Linked DNA regions of Mus musculus: region 2 is linked to region 1. The links are chromatin contacts, found by POLR2A ChIA-PET in ENCODE. All regions are on one chromosome and are shown on one strand. Each heading gives the region's core, a stretch centred on a gene start or an enhancer-like site at or near the end of the contact. The rest is flanking DNA. Distances are from core to core; before and after follow the strand shown. Region 1 holds the start of Ddb1 (damage specific DNA binding protein 1). Region 2 holds the start of 4930524O05Rik (RIKEN cDNA 4930524O05 gene).

Region 1 (5,781 bases), core at 2,407-4,906:
GGGGTGGGGGAGGACTCCGGAGTTCAAGGTTAGCATCAGCTACACAGAAAGTTGGAGGCCAACCTGAGCTACAGGAGACCCATGTGTCTCAAACTGAACATAAAAACTGAAACAAGCCAGGCGTGGTGGCGCACACCTTTAATCCCAGCACTCGGGAGGCAGAGGCAGGTGGATTTCTGAGTTCGAGGCCAGCCTTGTCTACAAAGTGAGTTCTAAGACAGCCAGGGCTATACAGAGAAACACTGTCTTGAAAAAAACAAAAAAACAAACAAGCAAAAAAAAAAACAAAACAAAAAAAACCCTGAAACAAGCCAGGTTGTGGTGGTGTGTGCTTTTAATTCCAGAACTCAGGAGGCAGAAACAAAACAAAACAAACAAACAAATATAAAAAATAAAACACTGAAAAAAAAAAAAGCCTAGTCAGTTAGGGCCAAGGTGTGGTTGACTGACTCATCCCCTTCTTGCAGGCAGCTGAAACACTGTCAGAAACATGTGAAATCTCTTCCTGGCTGCTTCTCCTCGTGAGTGTCAGGGCCTCTGTCTCTCTGTCTTTACCTCCCCCAGCTTGAGATTCTTGGGAAAATTCCACTTTGTTGCAGGCATTATTTCAGCAGTCTGATAGCTAATGGGAAGGGGTGAAATGTCTCTTTAGAATGTCTGCATTCTGCCAGGGCAGTTACACGGTGAGCTATGGGCCTCCTTAGGAGAGAGGGCGTGCAAAGGCTGACCTAAACCCTGGAGAATACCTCTGGGTCCAGCTGAGTCTGTACAGCGTGTGCAGTAAGAGAGACCAGAGTCGCCGTGTGCCCAGGCTCTAGTGTCAGCAGGACACCACGCCTGAACTCAGGGAGCAAACCTCTGTTCTGGGCTCAGTTCTTCCTCTGGGAACAGTGATTTACAGAGCTTATACCAGTGTTACGGGAAAAGCTCGCTAAAAAGGTGCCATAGCCCCTTTTGTGAACAGGCTTTGAAAAGCTGGAGCTAGCTAAATAACTGTTCCGGGATGGGATGTAGCCAGCAGCCTTTGTCCTCAGGAGGCAGGAAGAGCGAGCCTCAAAGTGGATCCAGAAGAGACTGCTGGCGCCACCTAGTGATCGCAGCCTGACCCAGGTCTCCGCAAAACACACTTCCTGCCTCTTTTTTCTGAGCCTTTATGCAAAATGAAGCGCTGATGTCTTCCTGCCAGGCTTTCCTTCATTTAACAAGGGCCAAGGCCATAACACCTACTTAAGGATGACGAGAGTGGCCTAGGTCAACAGACAACAAGCAGAATAAAATGAGCTCCATTTCTTACGCACTAAGAGCCAGACCCATTTCTAAGTATGAATATGTCTAATTTAATTTCCCCAATAACCCTTTGGAGGTAAGATTAGTACAAACAGCAGAAAACTGAAGCACAACAAATGACTGTGCACAAAGTCACACAGCCAGCCAGTGCCTAGACCCTCCAGGTTCATCCCAGCCACATGCTGTTTTCCCAAGTGGCTGAAGTCACAGGCACAGGGTGGGGAAAGAGGGATCACTGAGTCTCCCTCCAAGAGATTCCCAATCATTCCTGCACCAGAGCCATGCCTGTTTCCCAGTAACACAAGGGAAAGGAAAGGCAAGAAAGGGGAGGTACAGACTAGGCCACTAGGATTCTAGTCTGATCAACACTGTGCGGCCAGGCCATGTGCTAGCAGGTCTTAGTCTGCCATACTGCAGATGAGGTTGGCGAGAGGAGAGACCCGGAGAAGTGAAGCCTTTGGCATAGTAGTAACACAGTGATGGGCACGAGGCTGAAATCGAGCCCAGATCTGTTCAAGATCAGTTTTAAAGCAAACCCCGGGGACACTGAGAGCCTCCCACATTGCAGTTCCCTGCTCTGGGAGCAGCCCACACATGCCCAGGCTGAGGAACAAGGGCCCGATCATTCCTCCAGGTTCCCTCCTTGACTAGCAAAGTGACTTATCACACAGCAAGTAACTTGTTGTTCTGATCTAAATGCGTGCCTGAGATCCTAGCCATAGGGGTTTCAGGGTGCCTCAGGTTAACCTCAGACCTGGCTTGGCCCAGTGCCCCGCCCACAGGAAAGGGAACGGGGATTAAGCTGGAGATACAAAATGAAATTCTTGTCTTCTGAACCCCAAGAGGCAGCATCGTCTCAGATGGGGACTAGAGAGAGTCCGGGTGTCCAGAGTGGGGTTCCCCATGGTCGTCCCTCTATTGTGGCTCCCACAGGACTCACCATGGTGGGAAAGTTCTGAAACAAGCTGAGCTCACACTTCTGCTCTGAGATGCCGCCGGGTGGACGGTCCTGACTGCTACCAGGTCTGAAGTAGAGACAGCAGCACCTGCAGGAGTGGAAAGGACTTGAGTTGCTGAAGGTATGGGCAGCCGATTGGCAATGTCATGCCTCCCGTGCCTGTGCCTTAAGAATTAGGGAGCTGCCTCAGACTTTGATCCAAGTCCAAACTCTAGTTCGTGGGCTAGGAATGGAGAGGAGCGTGGGGACTGACCAAAGTTCACACCCCCACTTAGCCAGAAGGCAGTGTTTGGAATCATGTCCAGCTTAAAGCTGGGAAGGAGAAAATGTACAAAGACCTTTACCTTTCTGGCTGGCCACACTAGTAGTGAGTCAGCTCTGTGATCCTATTTTACTTCTGGAACACAGACTGAAAGCTCTAGTGAGTTGTCTAAGATTGTGTTGCTGAGAGTTAGGACTTGAGCCCATGTCTAGTCTTGCTACAAAGCCTAATGTTTCCCCTTAGTCAACCAGTTTCCCAGAGTCAAGTCGAGTGCCAGCTGGGGAGGTACAAATCATCTTCAGTTCCACCTGGTTCAAACCTAGCTACACTGATCTCTGCCTCATTTGTAAAATAGGGAGTTAGCTCTCCTCCTCCGGCATTCTGGAGATGCTTCAGGACTAGGCTTCTGCTGCTCCTCCTTTGGGGTTGGGGACATGGAGGCTGTCTGATGAAGCCTGGGACCTGCATCTGCGGGGCTGATTGCACTAGTCACCTGGGTGTTTAGGCTCTTCCTGTGAAATTCCTGCGTTGTATTTGAGCTTAGAATTTGTATCGCAGTAGAGGCACTAATAGTGCTATCAAGTAATTTAGTGGAGAGTCCTTTCGTTTCTGGAGAAATTAAAAGAGGTGAGCAAACACACCCCCAGGTGATGTGTGAGGCTGGGATGATTGTTCTAAAGTCAGTTGAGGGCATTCGAGGGATCAGGAGGAGCTCGAAGAATTAAGCAAAGGAAAGCACGATTCTACTCTGGGATGTGCACAGATGGTCACCTCTTATCCCCAGTCTAGTCCTCCGCAGCCCTTCCTGTTTTAAAAGAGGGAAAACCCCGAGGACGCCTGGAGCTATGGAGGAAGGAAGGAGGCAGAATCTGAGGAAGGGGCGCGGATCTGGGCTGGGAAGCCAGCAGGCGGCCACTTAGGGCGTAGCAGACCAAAGAGGAGGCCAGTTCTGCCTGCGTACCGGTACTCTCGCTCTCATCCGGGTACTGCGACCTCTGGCGGTTAGGAGAAGGCGGGACCTCAGGGGGCGGGGCCTCGCTTGGTTGGCCGCCTCGGGCTCCGTAAGTCCTCCAAGAGGCCAGGTGAGGCCGTCCCGTGATCCTCTGCGCCTGGCCTCTCTGGCCTGCAACGTGTCTCAGGGGCGGAGGCAGCAGCCACGGAGTTGGCTGCGTGAGGGTGGGGGTTCTCAGTCTCTTCGCTCGCGCCCGTCTCTCTATCGTCGCTCTAGGCGCCCCACGGGCCAACCCAAGGCCTCAATATGTCGTACAACTACGTCGTAACGGCGCAGAAGCCTACTGCAGTGAACGGCTGTGTGACCGGTGAGATTGCCCCGGCCGGAGACCCGGGCAAGGGAGGGATCCCAGGCCTAGGGAGGCCAGCGGCCCCAGGGGCGGCGGGAGCAAAAACTTGGGCTCCGGGAATGGAAGGCGCTGGCAGTCGCGGAACGTCCCCCTTAGCTCGCGATCTCAAAGGAGCTGTTCCCACCACGCGCCTTTTGGGCAGCGGAAGCAGCTATTCTGGGTCCTTTTTTGCTCATAGGAGGTCACTTGTTATTGAGGATTGGTCCAGGCCTGATGGGACGGAGAGCGAAGTGTGAGTTGTGTGCGTGGTTGATTGAGTCTTCAAACTTGCCCCATGTGGTCAGGGGAAAGGGGAGATGATAATGGGGCAAGTTTTGAGTTCATAATTTTCCGGTGGATGTCCAGGAGGTTGAGGAATTTGAGCAATGTCTGCACCCCCCCCCCCCCGGCCCTCTCCAGACCCACCCTTTTGCCTGGGGCTGTTGTTTACTCCAGGGCGCTGCTGGAGAACAAGGTTTGGTTGGCCCGTCAGTGTGCGAGCTTTGCCTTGTTTGTGTGCGTGGCTCTTTATCGGCAGTTACATCCCAAACCAAAGAACATTCATCTTGAACTCATATTTTCAGCTACTTAAATTCGTGTATTTACGTAAATGCTAATCATTTCAGAACAAAAGTTTCTTGTTCAGAGAGAGCTACAGAGGGCTGGGTGGTGTTGGTAGATTGCTTGGGAGATAAAAGGACAACACTGAAGGCTCTGGGAAATTTTCTTCGCTTTATCTTTCTGGATGGGAACTCAAGGAAACACAGGCTTTCTCCATTAGCGTCAATTACAGTCTGCTGTTGTAATTTAGAAAGGAAAACCCAACAACCATCCGAAGAATTTTCGTGGTCATAGTTTGTTGAAGGCCAGGCTGTTGTTGCCCAGTCGACAGTACATTTTTAAAAGTCTGATTAAGACTATAGCTTTGTTGAGTGTGTGAAGCAAGACATTGAGGTGCTTCATTTGGTGAGGAGGCGAGGTCCTTAGGTAGATTTATTTAGAGGTACCTGAAAGGCCTATCCTCCAGCTTCCAAAGTTAGAGGCTCTCTTCTTTCAGGACACTTTACTTCAGCGGAAGATCTGAACCTGTTGATTGCTAAAAACACAAGATTAGAGATCTATGTGGTCACTGCGGAGGGTCTTCGGCCAGTCAAAGAGGTGGGAATGTACGGGAAGATTGCAGTCATGGAGCTCTTCAGGCCCAAGGTAAGGGACGGGCCCTGAAGGAACCCTTGGGTGCAGAGTTTAAATGGGATGGGTGAAGGCTTAAGTAGAAACTCTTTGGGAATGGCAGTCTGTAACCAGAATCCCAGAAGGAGAGAGTTATTAGGGAAGAGAACCTGAAGGAGCTTGTGGGTTAATGCCGCAGAGGTTGTAGTGTTAATCCTAGCTTCATTTCTTAGTCATCTCATGTAAAGCACCTTTGAAAGCCTTGATTTCCCCGTTTACAAATGGGCGTAACGGTGCCCTCTCCCGTAGAGTACTGTGAAGATAAAATGATTGATTTTCACAGAGTAAGCACATCCTGTTAGCTTAACAGTTTCATTACTATTAGAACAATTGTAATTCAACTGTATCCAAAACAAAAAAACCCCAAAAAACCATGAATGTTTTTGAGGACTGTTAGTAAAGATCTATTGTAGCTTTGCTTGTTATTACTACAGATTACTTTCTCTCCACATACATAGGTGAAGGAGAAACATTTCATTCTCTTCTCAAATCTTGAATAGAATGAGGTGAATTATAGAGGACTTTGCTTGTAGAGCAGAGAGAAAGAGAGCTGAAATTGCAAGGCCTAGATGCTTACCAGCCTCAGTCCTGGCCTTTTGTACATCCCCTTAGGGTCTTGTGCGAGCTTAGTACATGTTACAGGCTCGCTTAGTATTTCCTCTGTGTGGCGAGTAGAACTTGGAAGATTCTTTAAAAGCTTAGAA
Region 2 (5,749 bases), core at 870-3,369, 42 kb after region 1:
TTTCACTGTCGCCAGCTATTGCCTACAAATGGTAAAAAAAGGAAAAAACAAAAAACAGCCATAAGGGGATTCTCCGTTTTTGTGACGAGGTGCAGTAGATGTTCATCTGTAGGGGAAATGCCGGTTCAGTTCCCAGGTCTTTACGTGTGGGCAGGAGCCTCCTCCCTCAAGGTGACCAGACAGTGCCACTGCAGGGAACCCTCCGCTGAGCCCTCATCCTGAGCCCTAGCTCCACTGCAGGGAAGCCATAGCTAGATGGGAAGCAGGGGACGCAATGAAACCCCAGCCCAGAGCAGTTGGGGAGAGTTGTTTCCAGGATGGACCCTGAAGGCCTTCCAGCCTCAGGAAAACTTGTGTTCCCTTATAGCTGTTAAGGAAGGAAGGGCAGCTGAGTCTTGGGCTGCCGGACCTCCTTGTTACTGGTTTAGGATCTTTTCTTGCCCATTAGTGTTTTCCCAGCCTTCTTCCCTTGTGGCTGTCGCTGTGGCCTCAGTAGGTCACAGCCTGTTACTTTATGTGGCTGAGGACCTGTTTAGGCCTCTCGAACCCCACTTCCTGCCCCTGCTGCCTTCCTTAGGAGACCCTGTGCTTCCATTTCAGCTTTCCCGAAGGCCGTTCTGGCCCCATCTGCCATCCTGCAGCCCCGACAGCATCCTGCTAAGATGTCCCTGCTCCTCCCTGAGGCAGGCCGGCCTGCCCTGTCCCCAGGACACAGCCCTCCTCCAGGGGCCCCAGGATACCCCACTGGAGTTAGAACAATCAGTCAGCCATCTACCACCCAGGTCCTACCCACATTCTTTCCCACACAGTTGATATCCACTCCAGTGCCAAGTTCCTCCCCACTGGGGACCCTTGGACCCCCCTCACTCCTCCAGGGGGCTGTAGGGACCCCTTCCTCACCTAGGGGTCCTGAAAGCCCAAAGCTGGGAGCAGGGTCCTCTTCCTGTTGGCACCTGGGAGCCACGTATGAATCAGGCAGCCGCTGGAACCAGCCCGGATGTTCTCAGTGCTTGTGCCAGGTAGGTGTGAAGTCCCCAGGCTGCCTTGGGGGAGTGTCTAGGTTCTGCCCACCACTGCAACTCCTGTTTGTGCATTCAGGATGGAGAGGTGACCTGTGGAGGAGTAAGGTGTGACGCTACCTGTTCCCACCCAGTTCCCCCGAGAGATGGGGGGTGCTGCCCCTCTTGCACTGGTAAGAGCTCTTTCTTCCTCTAGCCTTTTGCAGCCCAGGGGCTATTTATTATTCAACTTCTCCTGCAATCAGTTCTTGGTGTCACCTGGAAATCTGACTTGGAGGTTCATGGGTGGGGCCTGAGAACATACAACACTACACTGCTGCTGCTGATCTGGAATCTCACTTTGAGAACCATTTGTCTATGCTGAAGAGCTCTTCAAGGAAAACCTTCTAGCAGGCTGCTCTTCTTGGCCCATCCTGCCTGCCTGCCTTCTTTCCTTCCTTCTTCCTCCTCCCCTTCCTCCTTCCTTCCATTCATTCTTTCCTCCTTCCTTTTCTCCCTCCCTCCTCCCTCCCTCCTTTGTTCCTCTTCTATTCATCCTTCCCTCCCTCCTTCCTCCTTTCCTTTCCTTTCCTTTCCTTTCCTTTCCTTTCCTTTCCTTTCCTTTCCTTTCCTTTCCTTTCCTTTCCTTTCCTTTCCTTTCCTTTCCTTTCCTTCCTTCCTTCCTTCCTTCCTTCCTTCCTTTCAGTGCACATGCATTCTGTTGACTTCCTTCCCCAGTCCTACCTACCCTACATTGCTGGAGGACAATCATTTCACTTTCCTCCCATAGGCTGGGGCTGGGGCTATGGGCCTGGGGCTGGGGCTGGGGCTGGGGCTGGGGCTGGGGCTGGGGCTGGGGCTGGGGCTGGGGCTGGGGCTGGGGCTGGGGCTGGGGCTGGGGCTTGCCTACTATGTGTGAGGGAAGTCCTAATTCAATCTGCAGCACCATAAAACCAAAAATCTTTCCAGGGTCTGCCGAGGCAGTGCCTACATTGCTGTCTTACATTTCCGTTTTCTACCATGTTCCACCTATGTATGGGGCCCTGAAGGAAAGAGCTGAGTTCTCTTTATAACCGAGATTTTGGATCCTTTCAGGTCTCCTGCTGGCTACATAGTGATATTTCCCTATTATGGTGAGAATAGCTGAGTCACAGAGAGGCATCGTGACGTGGGCAGGGCTACTTGGGTAAACGGAGCTAGAACTCTAGGTTCGGAACATAGCGTCTCCTGTGTGGTGGGAACGAAATGCCCCTTTCTCAGGACACACTTCAAGGCACACCCTCACAGCCACTGTAGCTACTCTTGCATCTGTCTCCTGTGCTGTTTCCCAGCAGTCCTAGGACCACCCAGTTCAAGGGACCTATGTCTGCCACTGCTGGCACATCCAGGGTGGTGAGAGAATGTTCCAGAAGTATTACGCCTCAAAGAGAAGAGACCTGGTTTCCTGTCCTTTGAGGAGGCTGACGTTCCCCACCTCCTGTTTGTCTTTCAAAGGCTGCTTTCACAGTGGCGCTATCCGAGCCGAAGGGGATGTGTTTTCACCTCCTGAGGAGAACTGTACTGTGTGTGTCTGTCTGGTAAGCAACCCGGGATTCACCACCGCATGTTGTCTTAACCTTTGGGGGTTGTCAAGGAGGGGAACAGACTGGATGTTGAAGATGAACTTCTCCTTGGAAGGGAGCTTGATGCAAGGCTTTGAATCTAAAACTATTGAGTTTGAGAAGGTCATTGGAAGCATCCAAGCTCTGGCCAATGGCTGTGGAGGGTATCTGCTGTGCATGCGAGAGCCAGGGCAGAACAGGGTCCATCTATTTGGGAAGGGAAGGGTAGAACTCTCTCAGGAACTTCCCCAAGGAGCCTGCTTTCTCCAGGCAAAATATTTATTACCACAACAAAGGTGTCCACATCTGGGTGAGAGCAACCTCATTAAGCCCTGGGCTTCTTGAGTATTTTTGCTTCTGGCATGATTACACTCCTCGGAGAGTAATCATGTGTCAGATGCTGCCTGTGTGAATTTAATTCTGGGCACCCACTGGGTGTCAGGCACAGATTTGATGCCCTTCCCCTGTTTCTTAACCAGAGGCTCCCAGAAAATGCAGGGTGGGTCCTGGATCTGTAGATTCAAAGATGGAGGCTGGAAGCTGGTGGAGCTGGGGTTTGAACAGTGGTCTGTTCCAGGCTTTGTCTACCAACCGTTGCTGCCATGCTCTGGCTACCTTTAAACACAGCTCCAGAGCTGGCCACAATTGCTGATGGGGTGGTGTGTGATCAGAGACGCAGAGAATGCCAGTAGCATTCATCTAGCTCTTCCTGTATGTTAAGCATGAGGAGGAGAGGAATTTGTGTGCATTCTTCCAATTTTATGTGGTAAGACAGGCACTGATTCCACCCATGTTAGAAGATCCTGGAGATGTGATGTCCCTTTGCCGAAAGTCTTGTTAGGAGATGCATAGATAGTGGAACTCAGGTCTAGATGGTTCCAATGGTGGACACTTTTTAAATTTTAACTTAAAAATTACTTGTAAAGGTGTATTGTATACTGGGTATGGTGCCACATGTCTCTAATCTCAGCACTTGGAAGACAAGCAAGCATATCTCTTGAGTTTGAGGCCATCCTGGTCTACATGTTGAGTTCCAGGACAGGACAGGTAGGGCTACATAGTTAGACTCTTTCTCAAAAAAAAAAAGTACTTTATTATTTTGACATTTTAGTTATTTATTTTAAAAAGATTTATTGATATGTTTTTATTTGTATGGGTGTTTTGCTCACATGTGTGTCTATGCACTACTTATGTGCCTGGTGCCCTCAGAGGCCAGACAACAGTGTTAAATACCCTGGAACTGGAGTTACAGATGGCTGTGAGGTACACTGTGGGAGCTGGGGACTGAACCTGATTCTCCTACAGGAGCAAGAAGTGTTCTCCACTGCTGAGCCATTTCCCCAACTAACATATATGTGTATGTGTATGTAGAGGTGCTCCAAGAGGACCTTCCTCCTGTCCTCCCTCCTCTTTTCCCTTCTCCCTCTCTTCTCCTTCTCCCCCTCATCTCTCCCTCTCTCTTTAAGATCTTTTTATTTTATTTATGAGTGCACTGTCACTGTCTTCAGACAAACCAGAAGAGGGCATCAGATCCCATTACAGATGGTTGCGAGCCACCATGTGGTTGCTGGGAATTGACCTCAAGACCTCTGGAAGAGCAGTCAGTGCTCTTAACCCCTGAGCCATCTCTCCAGCACTGGTATCAGATCTCTTAGAGCTAGAGTTACAGGCTATTGTGAGCTGCCTGATGTGGGTGCTGGGAACCAAACTCCTGTCTCTTCTAGGAGTAGAAAGGGGTTTTAACCACAGATTCATCTCTCCAGCTTCTTTCTATCTATCTATCTATCTATCTATCTATCTATCTATCTATCTATCTATCTATCTATCTATCTATCTATCTATCTATCTTTTGTGAATAAAGTCTTATTAGGTAGCCCTGTCTGGCCTGAAACTTGCAATGTAGAGCAGGCTAGCCTCAAGCTCACAGAAATCTGCCTGTCTCTGCCTCCTACATGCTGGGATTAAAGGCATGGTTGGCAGTGAACCTGGTCCCACGCTTGTCCCCATCACCATCTTTTGCCTCCTCAGGCTGGAAATGTTTCTTGTATCTCTCCCGAGTGTCCCCCTGGTCCCTGCAAGGCTTCCCCACAGTCAGATTGCTGTACTTGTGTTCCAGGTAGGTGACACTTGGGGAATTTTGTTTTTTGGGGTATGAGGGAGAAGTGCCTCTGGAGTGTGTATTGAGGCAGGAGAGGGGCGACCTCCTCCTGCCTTAGAGAGGTGGTAGATCTCAGCTACTCATGTTTAGAGTCTCCTCTGTGCACCTCGGCCACACTGTGCTCATGGCTTGGCCTTCCGCTGTCCCTGCCTCTAGAGCACATCTTGAGTGTAGGCAGAGGGGCTGTGGGCTCAGTCCTGACATTGATCTGCCCCTGATCGTGGAGGAATCTCTTTCAACCGACAGAGACATAAGAACATGGCATCCTATGACTGTTCGGATCTCAGGCCTTTCTGCTAACCAGAGCAACCAGGCCCCACAGGGATTGCAGGGTGGAAGTAGCCAGACCCCTGACTATTAGCACAGCTACTCACTAACTAAGTCTGCTGCCCCGTGGGGTGGGACATCCTCCCTTCCCTCAGAATGGACACAATCTTCTTTTCTGAAGAATGGAAGCCTCTCTTTGTCTCTCTTTGGAACTCTGCTCCCCAGGGCCTGCCTGTTTGCCTATAGCGTTCATAACTCCCCTAACAAAGCTCTCACTTGCAGGACAACTTGTCTTAACCCCCCCCCCCCCACACACACACACACACCTGGAAGGACAACTTCTCTTAACATCTCCAATCTCATTGACTTTCTTCCTTCCTGTTTCCAAGTTAAGTCTAATGGTGACCTCATCAGCGGGAGGGGATGTTCTTCACCAGCATGTGTCCCTTACTGTTTGGGGCAGCTGGCACCTTGAGGGAAATCTGCTCACTGCTGCCTTTTGATGAAAAGACAGATTCAGAGAAGTTAAGTCGTTGCCTAGAGACACACAGCAGCTAGGGATGGGGCCAAACTCGAACTCAAATTTGCCTGATTTCAAAGCAGGCAGTGAGATGGCTTGGCTGGTAAAAGTACCTAACAACCTGGGTTTGATCCCTGGACCTGTATGGTAGGAGGGAACTGACTTCTGCAAGTTGACCTCTTATCTCCACAGCATGCCCCTCCCC

The links. ChIA-PET counts read pairs that join two places held with the same protein, here RNA polymerase II (POLR2A).
Region 2: POLR2A ChIA-PET joins it to region 1 with 6 read pairs in embryonic stem cell. The contact joins the promoter of 4930524O05Rik here to the promoter of Ddb1 in region 1. POLR2A ChIA-PET finds 5 or more read pairs at or near these places in 4 of 5 experiments (Patski and embryonic stem cell).

The regions. Positions count from the first base shown.
Region 1 is chr19:10,601,941-10,607,721 of GRCm38, forward strand. It overlaps Ddb1 (damage specific DNA binding protein 1), which reads left to right and starts at 3,657. Exons shown (of 27, transcript NM_015735.2): 1 at 3,657-3,826; 2 at 4,905-5,053. The coding sequence starts at 3,766. It overlaps Tkfc (triokinase, FMN cyclase), which reads right to left and starts at 2,318. Exons shown (of 17, transcript NM_145496.1): 1 at 2,228-2,318. The coding sequence starts at 2,230.
Region 2 is chr19:10,645,934-10,651,682 of GRCm38, forward strand. 4930524O05Rik (RIKEN cDNA 4930524O05 gene) reads right to left here and starts at 2,120. Exons shown (of 3, transcript NR_045316.1): 1 at 2,003-2,120; 2 at 901-1,112; 3 at 1-22. Vwce (von Willebrand factor C and EGF domains) reads left to right here. Exons shown (of 20, transcript NM_027913.2): 8 at 601-1,019; 9 at 1,099-1,192; 10 at 2,493-2,575; 11 at 4,628-4,715.